Linked DNA regions of Mus musculus: region 1 is linked to region 2. A link is a loop called in an ENCODE intact Hi-C map of the cell type or tissue named here. Cell type or tissue: heart. All regions are shown on one strand. Links, peaks and the distances in the headings refer to the core of each region. The heading gives the core; the rest is flanking DNA. Region 1 holds the start of Shkbp1 (Sh3kbp1 binding protein 1). Region 2 holds the start of Sertad3 (SERTA domain containing 3).

What was found. Hi-C counts contacts between places; a loop is a spot of excess contacts. Peaks named below come from ENCODE experiments on the same cell type or tissue, not always from the same donor. Only the 100,000 strongest peaks of a DNase experiment are listed, where the experiment ranks them.
Region 1: it touches region 2 in a loop (2.1-fold over the local background); 1 of 42 quality-filtered maps calls a loop at or near these places.

Annotation. Positions count from the first base shown.
Region 1 is chr7:27,346,829-27,362,243 of GRCm38, reverse strand. It overlaps Shkbp1 (Sh3kbp1 binding protein 1), which reads left to right and starts at 6,236. Exons shown (of 18, transcript NM_138676.2): 1 at 6,236-6,373; 2 at 6,618-6,671; 3 at 6,798-6,843; 4 at 6,957-7,030; 5 at 7,460-7,518; 6 at 7,792-7,872; 7 at 9,488-9,649; 8 at 10,174-10,264; 9 at 10,358-10,548; 10 at 11,637-11,752; 11 at 13,623-13,710; 12 at 13,796-13,912; 13 at 15,072-15,242. The coding sequence starts at 6,288. It overlaps Sptbn4 (spectrin beta, non-erythrocytic 4), which reads left to right. Exons shown (of 36, transcript NM_032610.2): 33 at 385-677; 34 at 2,136-2,309; 35 at 2,459-2,501; 36 at 4,794-5,861. The coding sequence ends at 4,952. In heart, for the core only: no CTCF peak of the experiment used is centred there; DNase peaks (open chromatin) are centred at 5,083, 5,783, 6,223, 7,943 and 1 weaker place; H3K4me3 peaks cover 3,636 bases; H3K27ac peaks cover 3,001 bases.
Region 2 is chr7:27,466,796-27,482,210 of GRCm38, reverse strand. Sertad3 (SERTA domain containing 3) reads right to left here and starts at 8,371. Exons shown (of 2, transcript NM_133210.2): 1 at 8,340-8,371; 2 at 4,847-6,071. The coding sequence starts at 6,068. The coding sequence ends at 5,475. Gm38972 (a long non-coding RNA gene) reads left to right here. Exons shown (of 5, transcript XR_881906.2): 4 at 1-161; 5 at 955-1,690. It also overlaps the pseudogene Pgam1-ps2. In heart, for the core only: a CTCF peak has its summit at 7,319; DNase peaks (open chromatin) are centred at 7,500, 8,520, 8,830, 9,420 and 3 weaker places; H3K4me3 peaks cover 2,988 bases; H3K27ac peaks cover 3,292 bases.

The DNA of each region.
Region 1 (15,415 bases), core at 4,087-9,086, 120 kb after region 2:
AGGCTTATCTCTCTCTCTCCACGCACGCACACATAGTGGACTCTAACCCCCCCCCCCCATCTATTTTAGAGTCCACATTTCTCCGGGCTTGTGGGGTGCCCATTTTCTTATTAGTCACACACGAAGATTCTTCATACAGAAATTCTATGCACCTTCTACCTCCTCAGACCCTGCTCCTAACCTCCCAATATTCAGAATTCCAAAGCCTAAATTCGAATGACCCATTATCAAAACCTATAGGGTCCTCTCAGCCCTGAGGGTCTTCTCCAAGATAGGTGGCCCTAAAGACGCATAGGACCCCAGGCCCTCGGGCTCCCTGAGACAGGATGCTCCCCCTAGTCATCATGCACAGTACCCCTCTCCCCCCTCCCTTCATTCACACAGCCGTCGCTGCCTCAGCCTCGCGAGCTTCCCCCTGGTCGCCTGCCCAACGGGCTTGAGCCGCCCGAGCGGACACCTCGGCCCGATCGGCCGCGGGCACGGGACCGGCCCAAGCCGCGCCGGCGGCCACGGCCTCGAGAGGGTGGTGAGGGCGGGGGAAGCCGGCGCTCGCGCTCCGCCCCTGCCCAGGGAGGCTCCGCCCCCGCGCCGCCACCTCCGCCCACTCACACAGTGCAGCACGAGGGCTTCCTGCTGCGCAAGCGCGAGCTCGACGCTAACCGCAAGTCGTCCAACCGGTGAGCGCGTGGGCGGGGCTTTGGATGGCTTGGGCGCCTGCTCTGGGTATTTAATGAATGAGTAGCTGGGCTGGAGGAGGGGCGGGACTCAAGTTCAAAGCTTCCAATCCGTGAAGTGGAGAGGCGTGGCCAAAGCTTTGAGTGTCCAATACTGAGGTGTCTGGAACTGAGATAGGAGCATGACAAAAGTGTCCCTAACGTTAATAAATTGGGATTCAATCTCAGCAACCACCTCACGTGATAAAGCAGCAACCTGGAGGTAGAGTCTACTCTAGATAATTCCAATGGGGTGTGAATTGGAGCCTCAAGATGGCATTCAATCCGTGATCTGGAGGGATTCCCCCCACCTGGCAACCCTCAGCCACTACATTTTCAGTGGGGGAGGAGGAGTCTGAAAAGGAACAGAGCCCAAACTGAGGACCTAGTACATTGTTGCAGGTTATCTCAGTTGTTCAAACGAGAAGCTTTTTCTTAAATTATCTAAATTATATTTATTTGTGTTGGGGTGAAAGCTGTGTGTGAAGGTCACAGGACAACTGGTGTGAATTAGTTCTCTCCTACGCTATGTATGTAGGTCGACTAGGGATCAAACGCAGGTTGTCAGGCTTGGCTGCAAATGCTGAGCCTTCTACAGGCCTAACCACCACGTGTTTGCATGTGTGTGTTTACTTTTGGAGTCCATCTTGTCCAGTACATTTTTATCCAACTGAGATTTGGAATGTGGGGGCAGGTATAGCCAGGACATGAACAGGGCAGGTTCGGACTTGGCAGGTGGGGATCATAGTGGTTTTTTTTCCTTGCCACCAGACCAAGATGGCAATGAACAGGGATATCTATTGTATGTTATTTTCCTATCTGAGACTTCTTCCAAGATTGGGGCTTTGGCTGGGAAACCAGATCTTCTTATTCCAAACTGTAGAGTAGTAAAGCTTCCTTGAAGGAACTTGGTGAATGGTGGGAAAATGAGAACTAGTGAATGAATGGGGGGTGGGGGTGGGGGTGGGCGGTGCTTGAAGGTTGTGTGGGGTGGAAATGAGACCAATAACTGAGGCAAGGGCTTATAACGGAATCAGGACTGGAAATCTAGTCCATGGTTTTATGCTTTATTACTGCTGAGACAGACCTCCAACTCCTCACTAGTGGATTCTGGACAAGGGCTCTACCTCCTGCTAAGCTCTATTCCTAGTCTCAAAGCTTGCATCTTGCTTTTGGAAAGTCAATGTGGGATGAGATAAGGAGGAAGCATAAGGAAGGTCTAGCCTGGGCAAACTCCTGGTTCTGGGAGCCTTGACCACACTTGCCAGAATAGGAACTGCTTAATAGAAAAACAGCCTGGCATGTGGCTAAGTAGCTAGGACAAAGGGCCAGCGGAAGGAAGGTGCAAAGTAGCATGACCCAGCATACGCTTTGTGATGGTAATGATGTAGCCCTGCCTTCATCACCATCTCATCACCCCAGGTCATGGGTGAGCCTGTACTGTGTGCTCAGCAAGGGGGAGCTGGGCTTCTACAAGGACTCCAAAGGCCCAGCATCAGGGGGCACGCATGGTGGGGAACCACTGCTCAGCCTGCACAAAGCCACCAGCGAGGTGGCTAGTGACTACAAGAAAAAGAAGCATGTCTTCAAGCTCCAGTGAGTCCCTCCCTCCCTCGGGAAGAAGGGAGGGGTCCCATCGTCGCTTCCTTTCCTCCTTGTATACGCTTGGTTCCCATGAAAGACGATGGGTGATGGGGAGAGGGGTTGGGTTCCTCAAGATACCTGAAGTCCTGTGTCTCCTGCAGGACCCAGGATGGCAGTGAGTTCTTGCTCCAGGCTAAAGATGAGGTAAGATCTGATCCTCTCATCCCACAGGTTGACCTTAGCTTAGTGGCTTAGCTCCCAGGGTGGTTCCTGAATCAAAATAACGGGACTATAGAAGGAACCACACAGGTTGGACCTGTCAGGGTTGTAACAGGAAAGCAGTGAGAGCCCCGAGGAGCTTAAGGAGTCGGGGGTCATGGGGAGGGATTCAGGGCAGGTGCTTGCTAGCCATGATAACTAGGTCTGTCTTCTTTGCCATGGTAACTCAGAAGGCCAGAAAGATGATGGGTGTAAGCTTAAAAAAGAGTGATGAAGGTTCTAGAGAGATGGCTCAGTAGGTAAGAGTGCTTACTGCTCTTCCAGAGGACCCAAGTTTGGTTCCCAGCACCCATGATACCACAACTCCCTTTTAACTCCAGCTTCTGGGGCTCTAGCGCCCTCTTCTGCCTCCTAAGAGCATATATCCACACATGGCATATATTCAAACAAGCAAAATTAACACAAAACAGAACAAAATGAGTGATCAGGGCTGAGTGTCCCAGAGGACAGAATTGCAATGGTTTAAGAGAGCCAATTGCAGGAGGACAGCCGAAGTGAGGTAAATGGTTCCAAAAAGGTCCCCTGCAGCTGGACTTCTCAATATTAGGGGAAGATTTTATCCTGAGTGTGCTGGGGGTGGGTAGGGGGCAAGTCAGAGTTTTGAGCTAAAGGGATTGAATGTAATGTATAACAAATATTCCCTTACTGGAGCTGGAAAAATGGTTCAGTGTTGAAGACGGTTGTTGTTAAAGCCTGATATGAACCGGGCGTGGTGGCGCACACCTTTAATCCCAGCACTTGGGAGGCAGAGGCAGGCGGATTTCTGAGTTCGAGGCCAGCCTGGTCTACAGAGTGAGTTCCAGGACAGCCAGGGCTACACAGAGAAACCCTGTCTTGAAAAAAAAAAGTCTACTATAATTTGGATTCCAGCATCCATATTAAAAAGAAAGAAAGAAAGACAGACAGACAGGCATGGCTGCCCATGGACTTACATAATTCCTTAATTATGGAGGGGGGGTAAAGAAATACAGGAGGTTCTTGCTGGTTCACTGAGAGACCCTGTCTGGAGGGAATCAGGCTAGGGGATAGATACAAGACACTTGGATCCTCCTCTGGCCTCCACACGTGTGCACGGTACAAACCCCAGCATGTACAGTCTCATACACCACACAAAGAAAAGAGTTGTTGGGTTCATTGTTTTGTTTTTGCTTTTTGTTGTTATTTTTGAGGCAGGGCTTCTCTGTGTAGTCCTGGCTGTCTTGGAGCTTTCTGTAGACCAGACTAGTGTCAAACTCAGAAATCCACCTACCTCTGCCTCCCATGTGCTGGGATTAAAAGCATGCACCACCATACCCAGCTCCTTTGAAAAAATTTTTTAAAAAGATTTATTTTTATTGTATGTGTCTGTTTACCTTCATGCTTACATGTGTACTGCACAGCTGCCTGGTTGCTCCACCAAAGCCAGAGGATGTACCCCTGAACCAGACTCACAAGTACTTGTGAGCCTCCACATGGGTGCCTGGTCCCTCGGAAGGGCAGCCAGTGGCCAGTGCTCTTAATCATGTATCCAACTTTCCAGTTCCCAAATTATGTTTTTATTTTTATTTTTTTGAGACAGGATCTCTCTTTGAAGTCTTGGCTATCCTGGAAAACTCTATGTAGACCAGGCAGGCTGGCCTCAGACTCAGAGAGAGCCTCCTGCCTCTTTCTCCTAAGTGCTGGGATTAAAGGGGTGCTCCACCACCCTGCCCCAGTACATTTTATTTGTGTGTGTGTGTGTGTGTGTGTTGATGGATATGCGTATTGTCACCCATGTGCTGTGCCTTGGGTGCAGAGGACAGCCTTCCTGAGTCAGCACTCTCCTTCCTCCTGAGGGAGGAAGCACTCACTGTTCATTAGGCTCCAGCATACCTTTGTTTACCCGGTCCTCTTGCGGTTCCAAAATGACTTATCTCAAGGCTTTTGTAAAGAGGAAGTAAGTTGGACCAATGAGCAAGAGGCCTGGTGTCAGGTCTCTGCAAGCTCCCCCCCCCCCCCAGTACTTCATTTGCATTGTTTCTCTCTGCTTGTGGAGGTGGTCTCTGCTTTATAGATAATCCTATTGGTTCTGTTTAAGGGGGTGCATCCACAGAAGTGCTTAGAGAGGAGTCTGGGGCATGTAACTGTTCTTTTATCCTTACTGTCAGCATTATCCTGCTAACAGGAAAGTGAAGCTAGGGAGGGCGGTGTGGTTGAGTTCCTCTTCCAAATATGGACTTGTCCTGCGTCTTCCGTCAGGAGGAGATGAACGGCTGGCTGGAGGCTGTGGCTAACTCCGTGGCAGAACACGCCGAGATCGCCCGATGGGGTCAGACACTACCTACCACATCATCCACAGATGAGGGCAACCCCAAGCGTGAGGGCGGGGAGCGTAGGGCCAGCGGGCGCCGGAAGTGATTCCAGGTACCCTTTCCCCCACCTTGGAGTCTGACAAGTCTCCTTGCCCCTCCTCTCTGCACTGTGGACACAAAGACAACTTCTCATCCGCAAGGGCCGGAATGACTGCGGATGTGCCACTGTGGGCCTGAAATAGAAGGGACTTCTGCACTCCAAGAGGTGGTGGTAGGGGATTGCTGTCCCTATAGCCATATCTCGGTCCCTTCCCGCTCGCCAACCCCACCCCAGGTGCTGGGGCTCCATTCTTTTTATGCAATAACTGAGCTTGGTGGGGCCGGGCAGGGAGCCAGTTGAGCCAAGCTCCCTGCCCAATCGTCAGATCCTGCCCCAAGAAGCTGGAGTGGCGAGGGATCTAGGAGGTGGTGATTTGTTGGCCTCCTCTCCGCCCTAAGGATGGACAACGGGGGCGCTGGTGAGGTCCCCTGGACCATCCAGGGTGCTAGGGGGTGGGGAGGGGACACACTCCCTCCCTGCCTTTACCTCACTTCCAATGCTGCCTTGATCTGTCTGGGAAGAGGGAGGACAGGGGCCCTTAGCCCCTGTACTCCGCCATCTCAGAGCCATGCGGTTAATTCCTGACTTAGTTTATTTTTGCAAAAACGTAGACCCCCCCTCCTTCCCCCCGCCCCGCATCCGCGAAGGCTTTTAATAGGAGGGGAGTCAAAGTTCAAAACTGTCTTCCTCTCTCCTCCCCGATTCTAGCTGTAAATGCCACTTCCCGAGGGGGAGGGGGTGGGAAAGCCCTCCCCCTGCATGCTTCTGGCTGGAGCACCTCCCTGGGACGGAGGGAATCAGGGTTACAGGCAACCCCCGTGGCTGCTTGGAGACGCTGCCAAGGCAGGGGGTGCGGGGCGGTGTGGCAGGCGCACACTGTATGTACCTATAATAAACCCTTTGGCTTTGACAGTCTTCGCTGGTTTGTTCGTGTATCCGAGACAGGATTGGAGGGTGGGCCGGTGTGGGGACGAGGTCGAGAAGGCAGTCTCCTAGACTCTACAAATACCTAAGCCTTGGTATAGGCTCATTTCAAGATCTGCGCACGTACTCCTCAACGAATCGCCTACATTCGTTATGTATTATACCAAAATAAGGGAACCTAGAAAAGGGGGGGGGGAGTTACTAAATCACTCCAAAGGATCCCCAAGTGCGCCCCGTCGAAACCAGGAAAGACCGGCCCTCTTTAAAGAGTCAGAGACCGTAATTGCGTTGAGCGAGCTCTCTGTCCAATCGCCGGTGGATCCTGGAGTCTCTAGGCCAATGAGCAAGAGGAAGAGGCGGGGTCTATGCACACCCGGAAGTGGGTGCGAGCCGGCCGGCTTGCGGGGGGGTGGGGCTATGGCCGTCGCGACGACTGCAGTGGAGGGGGTCCCGAGTCGGGGAGCACCCGGGGAAGTGATTCATCTGAACGTAGGGGGCAAGCGGTGAGTGTGGGAGATCCTCGAGGCCCCATCCTACGGGACCGAGGCGGGATGCCCGCCTCTTCTGGGGGTGGGGGTGGTAGTCCCTGTCCATCAAGAATTGCTCCGCCTCAAGCTGGAGGCTTGGCGCTTGAATAAAAAAGAAAGAAAGAAAGAAAGAAATGCCAAAGGAGAATGCATGAATCTCAGTGGAGGAGGCAGCGTCCTCACCTCTTCTTCTCTTTCCTCTCCTTACCCCATCGCCCAGGTTCAGTACCTCTCGCCAGACGCTTACCTGGATCCCAGACTCCTTCTTTTCCAGGTGATTAGGAGAGTCTGGGGCGAGGGTAGGAGGGAATGAAAGAAGAGGGTGTGGGGAGACCCATTTCTACAATACTCACCTCTGCAACTCGGCCCATGTCTCCTCCTCGGTTTCCCCTTCCTGTAGTCTTTTGAGCGGACGCATCTCAACCCTGAAAGATGAGACCGGAGCTGTGAGTAGGGCTAGATCAAAAAACGGGACTCCGGGTGGGATGGGGGACAGGAGCTCCTACTTATTCCAGGTCTTTTCCATGACCCCCACCTCCATCCCCACCCCACCATGCAGATCTTCATCGACCGGGACCCCACCGTCTTTGCCCCCATCCTTAATTTCCTGCGGACCAAAGAGTTAGATCCCAGGTTGGTATGGGTAAATGGGTGAATTCTGCCACTGTATAAAATCTCTCCTCGAAAAGTAAATGTGTTCCATTCTATTAGAATTATTGATCATGTTATATTCCTTCCATTAAAATATGCCCACACATTTGCACCATTCTTCATCCTTGTTATCTAGATTTTAAAGAAAGTATGTATTTGTTTGTTGGCTTGAGATAAGGCCTTGCTCTGTAGCCCTGGCTGTCTAGAACTCCATCCAGATCAGGCCAGTCTTTATCTCCCATGTCTTGGATTGGCAGGTGTACCCCACCCTCAACCTCCCTAGAATTTTACGCCGGTTGAAACTAGCCAGGCTTCGGTAGTCTCTGGGCAGTTTCAATACCTTTCTCCTTGCAATGTGCTGTTCATGCCTATGCCCTAGATTTTTACACCCAAATCTCCCCTATTACCCAGGGGTGTCCATGGTTCCAGCCTCCTCCATGAAGCCCAATTCTACGGACTCACTCCACTGGGTAAGTGAGAGTCCCGTGCCGTGCCCCACCCCCACCCCAACCCCGCCCCCAGTCAGCACCCTCAGTTATTTCCTGAGCAGAATGCCTCTCCTCTTTGACTCTCCCAGTCAAAAAGACTGTTGGGTTAGAGCTAAGAGCACCGGATTTGGGTCTGGCTCTGAAGGGGTCGGGGTTGCGGGGGAGGGGATAGTTACGTGGAAAGACAGATGAGGAAGGGGACAAGGGTCTGCTTTAGTTTCCCTCAAGATGAAGTTTTGAGTCCTTCCCTTGCAGTTCGTCGCCTGCAGGTGAGGGAAGAGTTGGATCGATCTTCCTGCGGAAATGTCCTCTTCAATGGTTATCTACCTCCTCCAGGTGAGCACTCCCAATTGATGCTAGGGAGAGGGAGATTGGCTTAAAGACTACATTTCCCATAAAGCTTCAACCCTTAGGTGTTTGGAGCCCTGAGGTGCACTGGGAGTTGTAGTTCTTTATCAGATGCTTGGAAAGGAAATAGGAAGCAGCATTTTTCCTTGAAGCTGTGCAACAGCCAGTTCTCTTTAGAGTTCAGAAGCATGCACGGGAGCTTGATGGGAGTTGTAGTCTGAGTTTTCTTAAGTTTCACCCCATTCTTCAGAAAAATAAATAAATAAATAAATTTAAACTTTATCATGCTAGCTTCATTGGATGCTACTTTTTGAGGGTGGAGGTTCTATGATACGGAGTCTCTCTCATAGCCCTGGTTGTCCTGGAACTCACTATATAGACCAGGCTGGCCTTGAACTCATAGGGATCCTCCTTCCTCTGTCTAAGCCTTTAAGATTAAAGGTATACACCACCACACTCAGCCATCCACATTATCTTTTGAGGCATGGTCCCAGCAAACCTGGAGTTCACTGATTGGCTAGGCTGGCTTGTCAACAAAGTCTGAGCACACACCTTTCTACTGTCTGGGGGTGGGGGAGTCCAAAACGTAGTTTTCTTATGCCTATATAGCAAGTGCTTTACCCAGCAAGCCATGTCTGTAGCTCCTACAACTATATTTCTATTTTATTCTTTATTTGTTATAGTTCTAGAGTTTGCGCCCAGGGTTTTGTACATGCTGGGCAGGTGCTGTAGCATGAGACTGCCCTCCCCCCGCCCCCCACCTCCACCCCCCTCCTCTCCCAAGCCTGACAGGTGAATTTTAGGCAGGTGCTCTACTTCTGAACCATGCCCACAGCTTTTCCCCAGTAACAGCAAGGAACATGTTCATGGTCCAGCTGTCTTTATTTTTAAAAATGTTATTACATTTATGTATGTATGTATGTATGTATGTATGTATGTATGTATTGGTTTCTCAAGACCAGGTTTCTCTGTGCAGCCCTGGCTGCCCTAGAACTTGCTCTGTAGCTCAGGCTGGCCTCGAACTCAGAGACCCACCTGCCTCTGCCTCCCAAGTGCTGGGATGAAAGTTGTGTGCTACCACCACCCGGCAGAAGTATTTATTTATTGGGCACGTGGTGGGAGGGTGCATGAATGGAGATCAGAGGACAACTTGCAGAAATTGATTCTCTCCTTCTACCGCACATGTCTCAGGATCAAAGTCAGGATTGCCAGTCTTGGTGGCAAGCACCTTCACCCACTAAGACACTTGCCAGCCCTCTGCTTCATCATCGTTATTATTATTTTATTATTACTGAGACAGGGCCTAGCCTTGAACTTGCAATCTTCCACTTCCAGATTTCCAAATGGCTGGGATTTCAGACCTGCCTGCAAGGCCTGGCCAAGTTAGCAAACACTGAAAAGGCACCAATATCATAGCAGCACCAAACCAGGTCTTTCCCTGTGACGGGTTTCCGGGTCATTGAATGCTGAATCCCGGCACACAGAGCACCTGCCCCAGGACACTGTGCCCCACACAGGGAATCCATGCCTCTCATGGTTTAAGTGTTCATAGACTGTCCGCCACGATTTTAATTGTGGTGCCCGACACTTCCCCTCACTATAGTGTTCCCAGTGAAGCGGCGAAACCGGCACAGCCTGGTGGGGCCCCAGCAAATAGGGGGACGCCCAGCCCCTGTTCGACGGAGCAACACGATGCCCCCCAACTTGGGTAATGCAGGGCTGCTGGGCCGAATGTTAGATGAGAGAGCACCTCCATCCCCATCAGGTAAGCTTGGGACTTGAGCTTAGTGCGTGCGTTCTGCCTCTGTATATCCCTAGCCTTCTTTTACTTTTGTTGTTGTTGTTGATGATGTTGTTGTTGCTGTTGGAGACAGGATCTTACTCTGGTCCAGGCTATCCTGGAGCTCAAAGCAATCCAGTCCTCCTGCCTCAACCTCCCTAGTGCTAGAATTATGAGCTCAATGTTTGCTCCTCATGTTCTTAGTTTTATTTGATGATTATTTTTAATTATCATTATTGTGTGTCCATGTGTGAACTCAGCATAATTGTCAAAGGATACCATGTGGGTTTGGGAGAACAAACTTGGGTTGTCCGGCATGTGCCAGGACTGCTTTTGTATGCTGAACTAGCTCCCCTGACTCCAGCCTTTACGCTCTGTTTTAAGACGGGGTCTCACTAAGTTTCCCAGGCAGCCTACACCACCAGATGTAGCTTACATTTCTGTCCTTTAGGAGGTCAGGGCCAGTGGGCCCCTGTGACCCTGCTCTGCTCTGCTCTCTTACCCCCAAGGCCAACCAGAGGAGCCAGGGATGGTGCGCCTGGTGTGTGGTCACCACAACTGGATTGCTGTGGCATATACCCACTTTCTCGTCTGTTATAGGTGCTGAGGGTGGGGGTGTGGCAGTGGGAGGCTCTGCCCCTGTGGCTAGGGTGGCTCTGAGGTGGGGGTTACTGATGTCCCTCAATCCCACAGGTTGAAGGAAGCCTCGGGCTGGCAGCTTGCATTCTCCAGCCCGCGCCTGGACTGGCCCATCGAGCGCCTGGCTCTTGCGGCTCGGGTGCTTGGCGGTGCTCCGGGTGAGCATGACAAGATGGTGGCTGCAGCTACTGGCAGCGAGATCCTTCTGTGGGCCCTACAAGCACAAGGTGGTGGCTCTGAGATAGGTATGTCTCATGATCTTTTCTAGAACTCTGTAGACTTCTGTAACTTGTTAAAATATCTCAACTGAAACTCAGAAACCCATGGGGGGATGGGAATTCTGTACAGAGTCAGTCTTTTTGCCTTGTGAGAAATGTGTTAGACCTTCAGAACTCTGCACTTTTCATTGTTTCATTTTGCCTTAGACAAGGTTTTACTATGTAGCCCAAGCTAGCCTTGAATTCCAAGTCTTTCTGCCCTTAACTCCTGAATACTGCCTTAGTCAGGGTTTCTATTCCTGCACAAACATCATGACCAAGAAGCAAGTTGGGGAGGAAAGGGTTTATTCAGCTTACACTTCCACCCTGCTGTTCATCACCAAAGGAAGTCAGGACTGGAACTCAAGCAGGTCAGGAAGCAGGAGCTGATGCAGAGGCCATGGAGGGATGTTCCTTACTGGCTTGCTTCCCCTGCCTTGCTCAGCTTGCTTTCTTATAGAACCCAGGGCTACCAATGGGCCCTCATCCCTTGATCACTAATTGAAAAAATGCCTTACAGCTGGATCTCATGGAGGCATTTCCTCAAGGGAGGCTCCTTTCTCTGTGTTAACTCCAGCTTGTGTCAAGTTGACACACATGGAGGGATGTAATCCAGCCAGTACACTGGATTACAGCCACCATACTTAGTTAACACACTGGTTTATTTTATTGTATATTGATTTATGTGTCTGAGAAGAAAGGAACATGCATGAAATCCTGGATTTAATCCCAGTACCATATAACCTGGGTATTGTGGTACATAGCTATAATCCAACACACAGAAGGTAGGGGCCAGCCTGGGCTACATGAGACCCTGACTCAAAACAATAACAACAAAAATCAGCCTTTAGTTGCTGTCATAGCCCTTTGTTCCAATGGAAGGAAACCTCAGCCTGTTAGGATTCTACTCACCATTACACTCCCACACCCATCAGATATTCTGTGTAATTCCTGGAATCCTCTTTGCCGTGGATCTTGTTTCCTGATACAACCTGCGGCCCTGGGGCTTCACCCCCAGCCCTGCAGTGGGGTCCCAGCCTCCTCTTGAGCACCACCCCCTCCCTTGCCACCTGCAGGTGTCTTCCACCTGGGTGTGCCAGTGGAGGCCTTGTTCTTTGTTGGGAATCAGCTCATTGCCACAAGTCACACAGGGCGCATCGGTGTCTGGAACGCTGTGACCAAGCACTGGCAGGTGAGTCTGGGCCAGCCTGGCTCCCTCTTCCCGAGTGTCTGTGACTATGTAGGCCCAGGGTTTCTTCCTATTTCACTCTACCTAGAGAAAGAGGAAAAGAACCCTACAGTAGGTGTGGGATAAAAGTCCATAGAACATCCAAGAGGCCTTCCTGTAGGAGTGGCTGAAGAATCAACCTGAAGGATGGATGAGTTTGGAAAACCGTGGGATTCTTCGAGCAGATGTAGAGGTGGCAGGATGCAAGATGGCAGGATGCAAGATGATGGCAGGGTGCAAGATGGCAGGGTGCAAGATGGCAGGGTGCAAGATGGCAGGATGCAAGATGATGGCAGGGTGCAAGATGGCAGGATGCAAGATGGCAGGATGCAAGATGACAGGGTGCAAGATGGCAGGGTGCAAGATAGCAGGATGCAAGATGATGGCAGGGTGCAAGATGGCAGGGTGCAAGATGGCAGGATGCAAGATGATGGCAGGGTGCAAGATGGCAGGATGCAAGATGGCAGGATGCAAGATGACAGGGTGCAAGATGGCAGGGTGCAAGATGGCAGGGTGCAAGATGCAGGGTGCAAGAGGGATGCGCCTGTGCACATCACTCCATCCAGCCCAGGGGCCATATCTAAAACGTGAAGGAAAAACATGGAATTGTAGTGTATTTGGCCTACAAAAGTATACTGGGAGAGAGACAGAAGCACAGAAAGAAGCACTGAGAGAGAACCAGGAAAAAACAGTGAAGGCAGGAGACACGGAGGCAGGGCAGATGGAGCAAAGTCAGAACGATGGAGCCAGGCTGGGTCTGCTGGTTCAGGCCTATAACCCAAGCTATTCAAGAGGCTGATCCAATGCAAGACCAACCTGAGCTACAGAGTAATCCTGGGCAGCTTAGTGACAGTTGCATCAAAATGTGTGTGTGTGTGTGTGTGTGTGTGTGTGTGTGTGTGTGTGTGAGAGAGAGAGAGAGAGAGAGAGAGAGAGAGAGAGAGAGAGAAAGAGAAGACAGCAAAGGCTGTAACTTAATGATAGAGTACTTGCTTAGAGTCCCCCAGTGAGGGGCTAGGGATGTAGCTCAGTGGTAGAGCCCCTGCCTAGAATCTCCTAGTGAGGGGCTGGGATGTGAGTAGGTCAATGGCAGAGTGCTTAGTTAACAGGGAGGAGAACCTGTGCTAAACAAGATACTAAATACACATCACACACACATATCACACACACACACACACACACACACACACACACACACACACACACACCCCACTCTATAATCCCAGTACATGGGATATAGAGGAAGGATCATCAATACTTCTAGGACAGGAAAGCTTGGGCTGTTTATCTAGCAGGTTCCATACCAACCTGAGGCACATGGGGCCAAATGTCAAAATTCAACAAAAATGGGTCTGGAGAGATGGTTCAGCAGTTAAGAGCAGGCACTGTTCCTTCAGGTGTCTCATGTTCCATTCCCAGCATCCATATCAGGAGGCTCACAACCACCTATGACTGCAGCTCCAGGAGCTCTGACACCTCTGGCCTCTGTGGGCACCCACACTCATGTGTACACACTTGTGCACAGATATATACATACATGATCTTAGAAAACAATTTTTAAAATCTCAACAAAGACAGAAGAAGAAGGGGGTCAAGGAACAAATGGCCTAAGATAGAGAGGAAGGTACATAGGCCAGTTACAGAGAGAGCCATAGACACGGGTGGCCACTGGTAAGGTTGAAAGGAGTAGGTTCAGGCCCTGGTAACCTGGCCAGGCTGGGCACACAGAAATGGGCATCATGGGAGAGAGGCAGGGATGCCAGGCATGGAGAGACACAGAGTGAGACCTTGTGTGGAAATATAGCTAAACTGGCACTGCCTCCTCCCTCCCCAGGTCCAGGAGGTCCAGCCTATCACGAGCTATGATGCAGCCGGCTCCTTCCTCCTCCTGGGCTGCAGCAATGGCTCCATCTATTATGTAGGTAAGCAGCGTCCTTGTGCAGTGTGAGGGGTGGGCTGGAGCAGGAGCCTCGGCTGCATCCGCCCCACCCCTGCCTGCCCATCTAGATGTGCAGAAATTCCCCCTGCGGATGAAGGACAACGATCTCCTTGTCAGTGAGCTCTACCGAGACCCAGCAGAGGATGGGGTCACCGCCCTCAGCGTCTACCTCACCCCCAAGACCAGTAAGCTATGACAAAGTTTCTTGCCCTGCTGTGGCCAGCCAGACGTAGCCGTAGCCGTAGCTCTGTGTCTCGACGGCACTCCTCAGGAACGGGACATCAGTTCTTATTCCTGCAGCACGTGCTTCTGGTTTGCTTTACTTAGCTCTGTTTTAGGTGCTGGGCTGCTTTTGGCCTTTTCATGACAAGCCTGCCTCTTGCATCTTACCTGTCTCCTGTCAGGACACGACATTTGCCTAATTCATAAAGACCTGGATACCTTTCAGATAGTAGATAATTCCATGTTCCAGGAGCCTTGATTTTTTTTTTTCCTCTTCTTTTTCTTTATGGGGAGGACAAGATCTTTCCCTGTAGTTCAGGCTAGCCTCTAACTCCAGAACACCTCATCTTTCTGCTTCAGGCTCATGAGTGCTGGGATCACAGGCTAGCCCCTCGGTTCGTCTCTGTCTCATAGGTTTAACATCAATTTGTGCTCCTATATGGGACACAAGTGCATTGCCCAGGGCCACTGCGTGTACAACGCTGAAGCTCTGTTCTACTCGTGTTCTTTATGATGGTCTATTTAGTTTCTGGGAATCTCTCCAACACTCGGATGACAGAGGCAGGGGGATCTCCGTGAGTTTGAAGCCAGCCTGCTTTACATAGTGAATTCCAGGCCAGCCACAGGCTACAATAGTGAGACCCTGACTGCAAAAAGAAAAAAACAGTTTCTGAGAATTTCAAGATGCAAAGTTTGTCAGTGGAGTCCCTGAGAACCTCGATGTGGGCTCTCAACTTAGCTCTGTTTATGTGTCATTCTGGAATTTAAAAAAGAGAGAGACATGTATGTATGTATGTATGTATAGGAGTATTTTGCTGCATGTCTGTAAGTATGCCATGTTCATGCTTGGTGACCAAAGAGTCTAAAAGAAGAGATTCGATTTCCTGGAACTAGAGTTACAGATGGCCGTGAGCTGCCCTGTGGGTGCTGGGAAGTGAACCTGGGTCCTCTGGAAGAGCAGCAGATGTTCTTAGTCAGTGAGCCATCTCTGCCGTCCTACCTATATTTCTTCCCGGTGTCAGATTCTCTGTGTGTCTGTCCTTCCTTCCCTCCTTCTCTCCCTCTCTCTGCCCTGATTCTGTTTCCACGTCTGACCTTCTCTTTGCCGTTGGCCCTCCCCAGGTGACAGTGGGAACTGGATTGAGATTGCCTATGGCACCAGCTCCGGGGTGGTGCGGGTCATTGTGCAGCACCCTGAGACGGTGGGCTCGGGACCCCAGCTCTTCCAGACCTTCAGTGTGCACCGCAGCCCGGTCACTAAGATCATGCTGTCAGAGAAGCATCTTATCTCTGGTGGGTCCCTCTGCAGGAGGACCAGCATTGGGTGTGTGGAGCCGGGGAGATGGAGCTTCGGGGGGGGGGGGGGGTCTGTGTGAGAGGCAGTGCTGGGAGGTAACGGGAGACCTGAGAGGGTAGCCACAGGGTGGAGGAAGACTGTACCAGGCACAGTGACCCAGGCCTCGGAT
Region 2 (15,415 bases), core at 5,352-10,351:
GAGAGAGGAAGACAGCTGAAGGAAGAATTCGAGATACAAGTTTTAAACCTTTGTCCACATTCAACAAAGTAAGGTGACAAGACCCTTGAAGAGAAAGAAAGAAAGAGAGAAAAGAAAGGAAAAGAAAAGAATTTCTGCCTCTGATAAGCAACTTGATCAGGGTGAGATGTCAGAGTCCTAGGGAGAGGGGGCCTGTCTCCTTAGTGGTCTGTGGGAGGTGACTCTGGGGCAGGGACTTATCTTGAGAGAGAGAGAGAGAGAGACTGAGAGAGAGAGTCAGAGAGAGAGAGACACTGAAAGAGAGAGAGAGACTGGGCCTTGAAAAATGAAACTAGAGGCTAAGCCACCGGGCTTGGCAGGCAAGAGAAACGAGGAAACCTCGCCAGCTGAGGAGGGAGGGAGGCAGAGAGGGAGGGAAGGAGGATGGTCTAGGGGAGCGTCCCGCCCCTAGCCAGCCACCCCACCCGGCCCCTGGGGAGGGAGGAGGCGCCAGGCGGGCTGCAGGCCTCCGCTGCTGCCTCCCAGGTCTCCTGCCCGCTGGCCAGCACGTTCCGAGGGTGGGCAGGTGGGTGGGACTCAGCCTTAGGGCCACGCCCAGGGCCTCCGCGGCCCATCCCCCACTGTAGTCCCGTTGGGGAGGGCGGGTTGGGGAAAGGTGGACTCTGGCCTCTGGGGTTTGTCCCTCTGCAGGGCCAGCCTTTCCACTTCTGGGGCCAGTTCTTAATTAGGGAAGGAGCCGGGCAGCTCTGAGCCTCTGTATGTTCACCTGGAAATTGGGGGTGTTTCTTCGATTGGCTGGTTGCTACTATCAGGCTCCCCTCCTCATCTTCCTTCTTTCCCACCTCCTCCTGGAGGAGTTTGTTGGTTTTTGGTTCTCTGGTGTTTGTTTGTTTGTTTGTTTTGTTATTTATTTATTTATTTATTTTCTGAACATGTTCTGTATTTGTAACCCAGACTTACTGGCCATCCTCCTGCCGGTCTCCCAAGTGCTGGGATGGACAAGGTTGGTGCCACCATGCCCAGCTTCTCTCACTTGCTTTAGGGAAGTAAAAAGACTTCCAAGAAAAAGGTGAGTCAGATCTCATCGCCTTTGCTGAACGCCCTCCCAGAGTCTTCCCTCCTTCCTTAGCTGGAAACATAGCTCAAGTCTTCCCAGTCCGAGAGCCTCTTTCCCCTCCATGGAGGCACCCACCCTCTCTCTATCCCTGCTCCTGGGCTTCAGGCCCCTTGCTCATGCTGCAGCAGCAACACTGAGCTGTGCTGGCTGGCAAATATTCTGTGCACGCTCTGACTTCAGGGCCTTTTGCAGGGATTATTTCCCCACCTCCTTCAGGCTCACCTCCTTCAGGACTTTATCCAAATGTCACCCTGTCCATGAGCCTATCTTCCGCCCTCTCCTCTAAATAGGGTCCCCGACTCCTCCCCAAACACTGTCTCTTCCCTTCTAGAGCTCATGATCTTCCTGCTTCAGTTTCTAATACGCTTGACTGAAAGGCATACACCTTCACCCCAGCTCCAACCATTCAGATCTGGAAGTGGTCCAGAGGTGGTGTGCAGTGATTCCCTGGGGTAAGGGTGTATGTCCAAAGAGGGGAGAGGGAGGCATGGCCATTACTAAGCCTAGTGTTCTTCTATTTTTTTAAAGTCTCTTTTATTTTATTTTATTTTATTTATATGAATACACTGTAGCTGTCCTCAGACATTTCAGAAGAGGGCATTGGATCCCATTACATATGGTTGTGAGCCATCATGTGGTTGCTGGGAATTGAACTCAGGACCGTTGGAAGAGCAGTCGGTGCTCTTAACCACTGAGCCCTCCCTCCAGCCCCTTTGGAGTTCATTTTTATGTTAAGGGTTTTTACTCTTTGTGTATATGTTGCATTTGTGTTTATGTGCACAGGGTGTACAAACATTGTGTTCACATGCTTGTGGAAGTCGGGAGTCAGCGCAGGTATCTTCCTCTGTCACTCTCCAGGGCCTTTCAGTGAACCCAGAGCTCACTGAACCTGGCTAATCTGGCTAGCCAGCTTGCTTTGAGGGTCCCGCACCTCTAGCTCCTGCATGTTGGGAGAAGAGGCAGCTGGTATGCCATCCCAACTTTTTCTGTGGGTTCTGGAGATCCAAGTTCAGGTCTTTATGCTTGCATGACAAGTGTTTAACTTCCTGAGCCAGTTTCTCACCCCAGCAGTTTTTCAGCACCCACCAGTGTCTAGCACCAGAGTTGGTGAGAGTACAACTGGGCAAAGTCCCACACAGTCCCTCCTCTGAGAGTTTCTGGTAGTGTTGGAGGCTAACCATGAACAGGTAATAAATAATCTGGAGTTGCACAGGTGCTATTAAAAAAGTCAAACAACCTATTGTGTTGGCTCGTGCCTTTAATCCCAGCACTCAGAAGGCAGAGGCAGGTGGATCTGTGTGAGTGAGTTTGAGTCCAGCCTGGCCAATAGAATGAGTTCTGGGGCAGTCAAAGCTACATAGAGAGACCCATCTCAAAATGAAAGAAAGTGAAACGGGGCTGGAGCAACAGCTCAGTGGTTAAGAACAGGACTGTTCTTCCAGAGAACCAGGGTTCCATTTCTACACTCACATGGTGGCTCACAATCTGTCACTCAGATCCAAGGGGATCTGACGCCCTCTTCCAGCCTCCAAGAGTACCACAGTACCAGGGCACTAGGCATACATGTGGTACGCTGACATGCATGCAGGAAAAATACCCATACACACTCAAAGTAAAATAAAATAAAACATTTTGGGAGGAAAAGGCAAACAAGGCTAAAGTGTAGCTTAGTGGTAAAACCCTTGCTACGCATGTGCAAGGCTCTGGGTTCCAGACCTATTATTGCCACTACTATTACTAATAGCAACAACAACAACAATATCAATCAGGATGTAACAGGATAGTGGTACTCATGGGACATTGAGCCAGCAAAAGCAGGGAACTTTTGGTCTGGTGAAGCTAGGCGAGAAGTACCCTTTGGGAAGAAAGTTAACCTAGACAAAGGTCCTGGCGTAGAAATGAGCTTAAGGTTGGAGACCAACCCAAATATAGAGTTGAGTGAAGGAGAGTAGGGGCTGAAACTGAGGAAGTTGTAGAGTGTGAGACTGAATCAGACCCTTGTTTTTATTTTGAGTGGGAGTGGGAGAAGTTTCAAGAAGAGAAAGATGTTATTTAGTTAGCACCCTTTTTTGTTGTTGTCCAAGGACAGGACAGAATCTCTTGCTGTCCACCTGTACATATTGCAGGCTACCTTACGCATATGAGTACACTGTCGCTGTCTTCAGACACACCAGAAGAGGGCATCAGATCCCATTACAGATGGCTGTGAGCCAACATGTGGTGGCTGGGAATTGAACTCAGGACCTCTGGAAGAGCAGTCGGTGCCTTTAGCCACTGAGCTATTTGTCCAGCCCAGGATACAGACTTTTTAAGTCACTTTCCTGTAGTGTCCTTATCTCTCTTTGGGTTAGTCTTACTTTCAGATGACCTGTGCACTTTCTTAGATACAAGGCCACGCCCCCACCTCACTCAAAGGCGACGACTTCTGTTGGAAAGCCAAGAAACCACAAACAGAAATCCCCATCTTTGCCATGAAACCCTTCCAGAAAAGTCCCTAATGCAGGGTACGTTCACTTGGCATGGGCAGGGCATTGATGTGTGACACTCCTTCCCTGGCCTTCCTTTTTCTTACCCTCACTCTCCACAGCCTTGCTTTGCCCCTCTCAAGCCAGATGTGAATTCCTGAATCCAAACTTCATGTGGCTTTCAAGAACAGCATTTTAGAGATTTATGTTCACAGGTCCTAGAGGGTCTTTGGGCCTTTTGCTTCCCTTTAGGGCTTCAAGAGCACATTCCAAAATAAAAGATTGACTTTTCAGTTCCTAAGAGCCCCAGGCTTTGACACATGCTCCACGCGCACACCCACGCACATGACTGGGTTTCAGTCCACTGGAGAGGATCGTAAACACTGTGGGTAAACAGGGCTCTGACTGAGGCCCCAGCACTGTAGCAGAGCACCTGTGTGAGCTCTAGTGAGGGGACGAGAGCACTGCTCACCTGAAGGGTATTTGCCTAAAGTTCACTTGTAGGGAATGGCTCGGCAGTATGGTGTCTGACATGGCTGTCCACTAGCCATGGACTGGCTAGTATTCAAACGGAGAACTAGCTGCAGGGGCCAGCAAAGAGTGAATCTTACTCCTATTGTTCCTTTCCTCTCTGTCTCTAAACTTCAGGCTTCAAAACGCTATTGTAGCAAGGTGTTGGTGTGCATCATTTGGGAGGCAGAGGCAATTGGATCTCAGTGAGTTTAAGGACAGTTGGTACTACACTGTGAGACCGTTTCAAACAAAACAAACAGTTGTTTTTGCAGATGGGGTTCAACCCCAGGACATATACTAAGCAAGACTTCAACTATGTACTCTAAGCCCTTAAATTTGAGATTTCCCCTATGCAAATGTAGAATTTGACACAGTATATGTTTCTTTCTAATCCTGAGGATTAAAGGGTTTAATTTGCATAAAGTGGTTCTGACAGTATCCTTAAGCAACCAGCAACTGTTACACTTTATACAATATTACACTTGCTCTACTTTTGTTTGTTTTTGTGTTTTTGAGACAGGGTTTCTCTGTGCAGTCCTGGCTGTCCTGGAACTCACTCTGTAGACCAGGCTGGCCTGGAACTCAGAAATCCAACTGCCTCTGCCTCCCAAGTGCCTGGATTAAAGGCATGCGCCACCACCGCCCGGCTGCTCTACTTTTGTTAAGGAAAGGATGTTAAGTATTGGAGAAACTTAGCAGGCTCTTCCCCAGATCACCCCAGAGATGTTTACAGATTTAATTACAATTCCAATATTTCCAAAATGCTTTTATTAGAAAAAAACAAAAACAAAAAAACAAGAACAACAACAACAACAACAAATTTCACTCAAAAAATCCCCCCAAACCAACCAACCAACCAACCAACCAACAAACATACGCCTCTGCAAACCCTACCTCCTCTTTCCTCTTAAGTAGCACAGCATGGAGCTGGTAGACTTCTGCCCTATTGCACATGGTCCGGCCTGGTTATGAATCAGGAGGCTGCTGGTACTGGGGTCCTGCCAAGAGGTTGAGTCTGTCCGGAGACCAGCCCCTCCATCACCCCTTGACAGGTCCAGTTTTATCTTCCCTGAGACCCTAGTGGTCATAAGGACAGTGGGAACTGGAGGCAGAAGAAATGTGTAAGCGAGGAATCTAGACTCCCTGAAATAGAGTCTCCTTAAGGCATTCGGAAGAGATAAATTAATTGAGGAAGACGCACCTTCACGGAAGGCTGTGGCAACCAGACACGCACACATGCAGGACAGTTTGTGGAATCCTGACATAGGAGGAAAGGAGGCCACACAGTCTCTGTCTAGCGCCTCCGCCACGCACACATACAAGAGTCCCATCTAAGGCCCAGCGCACTGAGGCTGACGCCCGGAAGAATCCCATCAGCTTTAGGATCCCAGGATGATTTCCATGATGTGGTCCAGTTCATTCCACTCCCAGGATCCTGGGCTACAGAAGAGGCTGTGCGGCGGCTCCGGGGGTGGAAGTGCAACGTCCTTTTCCACCGCAGATGTATCAATGTCCAGAAAGAAGTCATCCAGGCCAGAGTCTCCCAGGTACCTTGAGCTCAGAGCTTCTAAGAATACAGGATCAGCCTGGGACACGATCTCATTCTGGGGACTCGAGGAAGCTGCTGGATTCAGAGGCGGCTCCATCTCATCCATGGATGTATCTAGCTCCCTGAGGATGGAACCGATGGTGGTAGATAGGGAGAAATCTTCTTCACCTAGGAAGAGAGGTTCCGGGGGCAGGGCTGGTGCTGGAGCGAGGCGAATGGCAGCCTGGAGCTGCTGGAGTGTGTTGTGGATAAGGACGTGCCTGCGGAGGCTGGGTGCTCTGGGGCCCAGGCTGCGCTGGACTTTGTCCAGAGAGATTCGGAGCAGGGCTTGCTGGTAGCTCCGAAGAGCTGTTGGACTCCAGTCCCACTTCTCCTCTTCCTCCTCCTCTTCCAAATCAGAATGTTTCCTCTTTAAGCCTCCCATGTCCTGTGAAAAAAGAGTGGAGTCAGATACCTTGGGACCTTACTTCTTCAAGCAAGCCTGTGTAGCTATGGGAAGCTTTTGTGTGTGTGTGTGTGTGTGTGTGTATGTGTGTGTGTATCAGAACCTCCATTTAAAGTGCACAGAGAATCCCACAAGGCTAAGAATGGGTAAATTAATGCATGCAATGTGATTGAGAGAACAAGATGCAGATAGGATTGCTGGGACTGGTAAGTGAGTGTGAGGAGGGGTGCACAGGACACAGAGTGGGAGCAGGTAGTAGTGAGGGTGGAGAGACTCCTGTAGCTGTCACCTCCTCTGTATTAAGGAGGCAGTGAGTTCAGATGTTCAAGGTCACCCTCAGCTAGGCAGTGTCTCAAAAATAAAAGGAGCTGGAAAAATTGCTGAGTGGTTACGAGCACTGTCTGTTCTTCTAGAGGATCCAAGTTCGATCCCCAGAACCTGCATGGATGGCTCAGGACTGCCTAAAACTCCACTTTTAGAGGATCCATGGCTTCTTCTGGCCTCCTTTGCCACCAGGCACACAAGTAGTGCCCAGACAAGCATGCAGGCAAAACATCCATACACATAAAATTTAAAATAGGAAAATGAACAGAAAAAAAAATTGCAGATGGTGTCCTATGCCATTAATTTCAGCACCCATCCAGGAGGCAGAAGCAGGTAGAGTTTAATATGGTCAGACAAACCTGTCTCAGAAAAACAAAAAAGCCCTAAAACAAATCACCAAAACATCCGGGCATGGCTTGAGTATCACTTGTCTGTGGTAGGCACAACGTTGAATTTACATTATGGTAATCAATTTTAACATTTGGAAAGTGAAAATCCTAACTCTGGTCTCAATAGATCTTGTTATTGTTTTCCCACAATACTTTTTTCCTAACAGGTCACAGGACAAACAGGTATGGAGCACAGAGTAATGGACCAAACCCAAACTTGAGACAGGGTTTCTCTGTATTGCTCTGGAACTCCCTATGTGGATCAGGCTGTGTCTCGAACTCATATCGTACCGCCTCTTCCTCCCTGAAGGCTGGGATTAAATGTGTGTGAGACGAGGCTTAGCTGGGACGTGTGTGTTTAAATTCTTTTTTTTTTCTCCTTTTTTAACAAGAATATTTCTGTCCGTACCTGCTTCCTACAATTGAGTCTATGACCTCTCAAAAGAGAGGGAGTATTTCCCAAACTCCGACCCAAAGGAAAGCCAGCTAGAGCGAAACTAACCACAAACTGCACCCTCTAGCGACCAGTCCAACCCAATCATCTCTTTTTATAGGCACCACCCTTCCCTGGGTCGCTAGACCAGACCCAAGAACACCTCAATGTATCCTCAGGGCCTTCTGGGAACTGTGGACCCAAAGGCTCCAGGCAGAGCTTCGGCTGTCGCGTTGGAACTACAATCCCCAGAAGGCCCAGCACACCCAAGAGACTGGACACGCCCGCCCTCTCTGAGAGCATGCGTACGGGAGCTCCGGCTGGTGGGGGAAGGGAACCCGGACTTCAGCTGCCCAGCGGCCGCCGAGCCCCGCCCTCTACTGCCTTCGGGGCGGTGAATCCGAGCTCCACGCCCCGAGCGCCCCTCCCCCACCAGGCTTCAGTCAGAAACCTGTTTTCTCTGGGTCCCTATCACCCCAGGAAGTTCTGGATTCTTCCCCAAACTGTCCTCGGTGTGCAGAGGTCCAAATCCCATCACATCGCCCAAAGACGACAAATAACTCTCGGGTACATAGTTCCGCCGGCGAAACTGGATATCCCAATTCTGAGACCTCGTCCCAAATCTCCCCTCATTCGGCTCCACTTTCAAATGACTCTGGCTTTCCAAATACCCAGTCCGGCTCCGAGACCCAGTCAGTGAACTCTTCCCCGGCATTCCCTTCTCACGACGGCGTCTCAGAATCCAATACTCGGTTCCTCTAGTTCCCGGGTTCCTCTAAATGCTTCATATCCTAGCCTTAAAACGCTCACTTTGTCCAGAACACCGTGGAACTCCAAACTCAGCCTATTCTTCGAGACTCAAACTGTCCTACACTCTCCTCCAAAGTTCTTTCTCCGTTTTCCTGGCTTCTCCAAACTCCAACTCCTGAGTAATCCTGCTCCCCCTTCGGTGCTGATGCTGGAATTCAGCCTTCCACCCTCCAATGTCCATCAATCACACCAATCTGCTCTCCACTCGGGATACCCCGCTTCCGCCTACCGTGGGGGCGCGCCCCCGTCCTCCTCTAACTCCAGGGAAATCTCACACAGGCGGCCACTCCTCACCTCGGCTGCCAGGGTCGCCACGACTACCTCCGACAAGCCTGCAGGGTTGGGTTCCACCAGTGCTGGGTAGAAGTCCGGCTCACTTTCCCCGGGCCTCTGGGTCTGGCTGGGGGCCACTCGGCTCCTCCCCGGAGGCCAGTCGCAAGCCAGGATTGGTTGGAATCCTGCCCGCCGCGGGGCGCCATTGGCTAAGAGGAGCCACGGATGCTAGGCCCCGTCCATCACTGGGCCGGGTCCGGTTTAGGTTGGCTACTGGTCAGGGGGCGGAGCGGAGTCTCCACGGTGGAGTCTGGTAACGCCGTCAGAACTGCTACTTTGGACCCAGCTGTGTTTCTCACTCCTCTGTTTCACTGCAGACCCCTTATACCAGACCCCACTGAAGAGTGACACCGGGTGACACCATTCTCCCCTCCCTGCGGTTTTGCAGGCTTGGGGCAGATGGTGGAGGCCACGCCCCCCGGAGTTCCGAAGGCTGGGTCAAACCGGAGGGCGGGGGGGGGGATGACGCACTAGACAGCAGCCAATAGCATGATGCGGCTTGCGTTGCCTGAACGACCGCAGCCCCGCCCCTTAGCTGGCGGAGCTCTGCTTCCCCACCCCCAACCCGTCTTGTAGGAGGAGTCTATGCTTAACCTAGAGGGGTCTGCTGCTTGTTTGGGGGAACCTCCTGGATCCCAGGCAACGCTTTCGTTTTCCGCATTTGTCTGCCTGTTGCTGTTTACTCTTAAAGACTGCTCACAACTCTGGGAACAAACTCAAACTTATTATTATTATTATTATTTTTAGTTTTGGGGATTTAACATTTGAGCATTTTGAACAAACACCGTAGAACTGAGCTAAGATTTAAAATTTTGTGTGTGTGTGTGTGTGTGTGTTTAATTTTGTGATATGGTTTCGTAGTGAAGGGTTAGCTTGCTCTTCACTATTTGGTCTCTGGTACCCTCCTTCCTGTTTTCTAGGACTCACTTTCGGATTCTTTTTGTTTTAGGCAGTCTCGTGAAGCAGGACTCCAGTGTAGACAAGGGCCTTGAAATTCTAATCATGCTTGGCTTCCATATTGCTAGTCCTGGAGCTGCAGGTGTGTCCCTAAAGAAAATTCCTTTTGCTTAGTTTTTGTGGTGTTGGGCACGGAACACCGAGGTGGTGCTAGCCAAAGTACTCTTATCACTGAGCTACATCCCCAGCCACTTTTTTGTTTGTTTTCTGAGACAGCGTTTTGCTGTGTAGCCTAAGCTATTCTGGAATCTTTCATCTTCCTGCTTCGTTTTTCTAGTGCTAGGATTTAGGCATTACCAGCTTGTCTAGCTTGCTTTCAGTTTTTCTAAGATGGCTTCCAATATCTCCTAAGAAATAAACACAGGGCTTTTCTCCCTTACCTTATTGCAAGGGTCCAATTCAAGGCACACTCTCAGCAGTGAGACAGCCAGACTCTCAAATGTTCTTCAGATGTTCTTGGTTTTGCTTTGTTTAGTTGTTTGTTTTTAATGCCTTTTTTTCTTTTCTTTTCTTTTCTTTTTTTTTTTTTTGAGACAGTTTCTTTGTGTAACTCTGGTTGTCCTGGAACTTACTCTCTAGACCAGGCTGGCCTTTGTCCCACAAATGTTGGGATTAAAGGCGCGGAGCCACCATTCTCTTGGTTTTGCTTTTTTTTTTTTTTTTTAATTTATTTTACACGTGTGAGTGTTTTGCCTGTATGTATGTATGTATGTATGTATGTATGTATGTGCACCATATACATACCTGGTGTCTACAAAAGTCAGAGGCATCAGATCTCCCGGGAGAGTTACTGACAGTTGTGAGCCACCACGTAGGTGCTGTGAATCAAACCTGGGTCCTCACTGAACCCTCTCTCCAACTCTTTGTTTTGCTTTCAAGTTGAGGTCTCATGTAGCCCAGGTTGGCCAGGAACTTATTTATTTAAAAAAATAGAACGTATTTATTTTGGGTTTATGTGTACCGTGACATGCATGTTGAGGTCAGGTGACAATTTGAGAGAGTCCTTCCAGCCCATGGGAGGCAGGGATGCAACATCAGGCCTGATGGCAAAGCACCTTTATTCACTTACTACCCCCACAGCCCTGGACCGCGATATGCATAGGTAGGCGATCTTAGACTCCGGAGCCTCCTGACCACAGTTGGTCCATGCCATCCCGGATTCAGACCCAGGAAAAACAGCTTAGGTTCGTATTTAACATACCAAGGTGGACCTGGCCTCCAGGTTCTCCCAGCATCCCTCAGTGCCTACCTGGCCTACCCTGCCCTTTACCCTGAACTTTCTGGACCAGGGGCTGGGTTTCCCCTCCCCCAGAGGCTCATCCTTATATAATCCAGACTTTTGTGCTCTGTGTTCTCTCTCTCTCTCTCTCTCTCTCTCTCTCTCTCTCTCTCTCTCTCCCTCCTTCCCTCCCTCCCTTCCTCTGTTCTCTATCTTTCCCTCCCTCTCCTCCTTCCCTCCCCACTTCTCATCAGTCTTCCTTTCCGTGGTGACTTCTCTGGCCTCCTTCTTTGGGACCATGCACCTGCCCAAGAGCAGCTTCCCACGAAACCTGCCTTTATATACTCTAATCTGGCTTGAATTGGCTCATTTCCCTGGGAGAGAATAATTTACCAGTTATTGTTCTTTAATGTTTTAGGTTTATTTAATTCTGTGTATATGAATGTGTCTGTACCACCCGCATGCAGTGCCTGCAGAGGGCACGGGTTAGATGCCCTCTCTGAATTACAGTCAATCCCCTGCAGAGGGCACGGGTTAGATGCCCTCTCTGAATTACAGTCAATCCCCTGCAGAGGGCACGGGTTAGATGCCCTCTCTGAATTACAGTCAATCCCTAACCCTCTACCTTCCCCCACCTGGACTAGGGCCCCTGAGGACAAGTTCTAAGGTTACCTCTGCATGCTCTGAAGTATTCTGAGTGCTGGTCCCAGAGCACGTACACAGTGAAAATCTGTCAAGCACTCAGGCAATGCAGAGAAAGAGAAATTGAGATGGCAGAAACAAAACCAAACCTCAGTTGTGGGCCAGCAAGATGGCTTCCATGAGTCACTAAGACCCATGTATTGAAAGTAGAGAAACAGGCTGGAGAGATGGCTCAGTGGTTAAGAGCACTGACTGTTCTTCCAAAGATTCTGAGTTCAAATCCCGGCAACCACATGGTGGCTCACAATTATCTGTAATGAGATCTGATGCCCTCTTCTGGTGTGTCTGAAGACAGCTACAGTGTACTTACATATATAATAAATAAGTAAATCTGGGCGCAGGCGCGACCGGGGCGGGGGGCGGGCTGCGAAGAGAATCTCGGCGATCCTCAGTTGCTGCTGCATCCTCTGCCCATCGCCATGGCTGCCTACAAGCTGGTGCTGATCCGGCATGGCGAGAGCGCCTGGAACCTGGAGAACCGCTTCAGCGGCTGGTACGACGCCGACCTGAGCCCGGCGGGCCACGAGGAGGCGAAGCGCGGCGGGCAGGCGTTGCGAGATGCTGGCTATGAATTTGACATCTGCTTCACCTCTGTGCAGAAGAGAGCAATCCGGACCCTCTGGACAGTCCTGGATGCCATTGACCAGATGTGGTTGCCAGTGGTCAGGACTTGGCGCCTCAATGAGCGACACTATGGCGGTCTGACAGGTCTCAACAAAGCAGAAACTGCTGCTAAGCATGGTGAGGCCCAGGTAAAGATCTGGAGACGATCTTATGATGTCCCACCGCCTCCCATGGAGCCTGATCACCCCTTCTACAGCAACATCAGCAAGGATCGCAGGTACGCAGACCTTACTGAAGACCAGCTCCCCTCCTGTGAGAGCCTGAAGGACACTATTGCCAGAGCACTGCCCTTCTGGAATGAAGAAATTGTCCCCCAGATCAAAGAGGGGAAAAGGGTCTTGATTGCCGCCCACGGCAACAGCCTTCGGGGCATCGTTAAGCATCTGGAGGGTCTCTCAGAAGAGGCCATCATGGAGCTGAACCTGCCCACGGGCATCCCTATCGTCTATGAACTGGACAAGAACTTGAAGCCCATCAAGCCCATGCAGTTCCTGGGAGACGAGGAGACCGTGCGCAAAGCCATGGAAGCTGTGGCTGCTCAGGGCAAGGTGAAGAAGTGAAGGCGAAGAGGCAGACTCCTACCCCGACACCCTCCCTGCCTGTTCCTGCCTCCTGCACCCTCCCCAGCACCTGCCACACTGACTATGTCTTTAGGATTTTAAGTTTAAGTTGTAGCTGCAGATGGGGGCCTGTGGCTCCCGTTTTCATTGTAGTATTTTATCCCCTGCACCCACTCCCTTCATAGAATCTAGTCAGAATAACGCCTTTGGGGGTGCAGGTTCTCGGACCACATCGAGGGACAGCTCCCTGTACCAGGAGAGTTGAGAGATAGTAACTATAGTTTTTCTTAGGTCTTTGTTTACTAAGGGTCTGCTTAGGAAGAATTCAGGGAGGAACTGTGCTGTGGTGTGACCAATGAAAAGCTGCAGTCCAGTTTTGTCCCTGGAACCTGTCCTGCACTCTTCCTGCAGTTAGGTAACTGGGGGCATAGTCATTCCAGTGGAGAGTGGAAGTAACCTCATGGTGATTTTTAACCCTAATTTCTCTCTGACCCTAAAGGAGCTGCTGGCCCTAGAAGGTTGGGATCAATCTTGTCAAGTCTATGTTACACTTACTTTTACAAAAAAAAGTATATATACATATTATCAGCACACAAAAGCAACTCTGAGGTTGCTAGTGACATTTGAAACAGTCCTGTGTGGTCACCAGAAAATAAGCCATTCCTCATATCAGTGGGATAAACTCCTTGTACCTCTTGCTGTGTTTGGATCCCTTGGCCTTGTTTTGTAGAGGTGAAGTACCCCTGGATCATGTCCGAGTTTTTGTCTTTCACTGTCTGAATCATGTTCCAGCTGCTTGACCCTACCGTGTGGGTTCAGAGCTCGTTTGGGCGTAACAACTAAGTCTCTTTCCAGATCAGTATAATAAAGGAGTGATGTGCAATAAAAAAAAAAAAAAAAAAAATAAGTAAATCTGAAAGAAAGAAAGAAAGAAAGAAAGAAAGGAAGGAAGGAAGGAAGGAAGGAAGGAAGAAAGAAGGAAAGAACCTACAAGCTGTCCTCTGACTGGTATGTGTATATGCACTTGAGTACAGGTACACGGCAACAAAACAAAACCCCAAAATCTCCCACCTGACCTGGATGTGGTAGTTACATAAGATCCTGTCTCAAAGGATAGGGTGGTAGAGTGTGGGTGTGTGCCTATCTCATACAAAACCCTGGATTCAATCCCTGGTATTAGGGGGAAAAAAACCACTCCTTCTAACCAGTGAGGTGGGGCCCAGGCACACACTGCCAATCCCACCTCCACCTCCTTTTCCCAGGTACGTACCCCATCTCTGTACCCAGCGGGAAGTCCTGTGGCCACACAATGAATATCAGGAAGATGGCAGACAGGTTCAAACCCAGAACAGCCACAAACCTCCTGGACAAAGCTGCTTCTCTCCTCTGTGAAAATTTGGCCTTCCTGAGGGGCTGCAGTGTGCGTGCCTCTATGGGGCTTTTGTTGTTTATTTGAGGGAAGGTTATGTGTGGTGGTGGTGGGTTTTTTTTTGGGGGGGGGTAGTTGAAGGGACAGACAAACAAGATTTTTCTGTGTAGCCTTAGCTGTCCTAGAACTCACTCTGCAGACCAGGCTCGCCTCAAACTCAGAAATCGGCCTGCCTCTGCCTCCCAAGTGCTGGGATCAAAGGTGTGCACCAGCACCTCCCAGCAAAAAAATTAAATATATATATATGTGTGTGTGTGTGTGTGTGTGTCTCAGTGTTTTGCCCATGTTTATGTCTGCACTACTTGGCCGGCTGGTGCACAAAGAAGACTTTGGATCCCCTGGGACTGAAGTCGTGAGCCCCCATGTGGAGCCTTTGGAAGCACAGCAGTGTTCTCAAAGGCTGAGGCACATCTGCAGCTCTCCTTTCCTGTTTTCTTTGAGGCTGCATCTCAGTGCACTCAAGGCTGGCCTTGACCTCACTCTGCAGCTCAGATTCCTTCTAACGTCCATCTGCCGGGATCTGGGATTACAGGGCCTGTGCCACCTGGACTGCCAGTGTAGGGCACTTCCTCCCCTTTCTTCTCCATCCTAAACTGGCAATCCTCCAGTGCCCCCCCCCCTCAGTAAAGCCCAACCATCACTTTAGTTATGGCCTGAGCTTCCTCCTGCCCCACAGACTATTCACCCAGGACCTAGCTGGAGGGAGGGTCCTCTCTCCTTTTCTGTCCACCCCATATCCCTGCTCTCTTAGGCTTCACGTCCAGAAGCTTTAGAAAGTAAAACCTAAGCCAGACACGCTATGTACCTGTAATTCTAGTGATTGGGCACTGTGCTAGCCAGGAAAATCAGGTCATCCTTGGCTACATAGAGTTGGAAGCCAGCCTGGGCTGTGTGAGACCTTGTTTCAAAAAACAAAAAACAAACAAAAAAACAAAAACAAAAACACAAAAAAACAAAAAAACAAAAACACCCCTAGAACCCAACAAAACAAAACAAAACAAAACAAAAAACAAAACAATTCTTTATGAGGCTAAAGAGATGACTTAGAAGTTTAGAGCACTGACTGCTCTTCTAGAGGTCCTAGGTTCAATTGCCAGGACACATATGTTGATTCAAGGCTATCTCTAAAACCAGTTCCAGGGGATTGAACACCCTCTGACCTCATTGGATACCAGGCATGCACAGACATACATGCAGACAAAACATCCATACACAAAAAATAATAAAAACAATTCTAAAAAAATCTCCAGGAGCCCATGCCTCCACCCCTACTTCCTTTGCAATGTTTTTTTTTGTTGTTGTTGTTTTTTGTTTTTTTCTTTTTGAGTCAATAGCCTACACTGGGTTCAAAATTACGCCGATCCTCCTGTCTCAGCAGCTCGAGTGCTGGGATTGCAGTTGTAAGTCGACATGGCCTGCAAAGCCTGGCTTTCTCTGAGCTACTTCTTCTCGATCACATTACATTTATTCACTCATGGCATGCAGGTAGTGCAGCACATATGTCCAAGTCAGGAGACAATTCACAGGAGTTGGTTCGCTCCCTCTA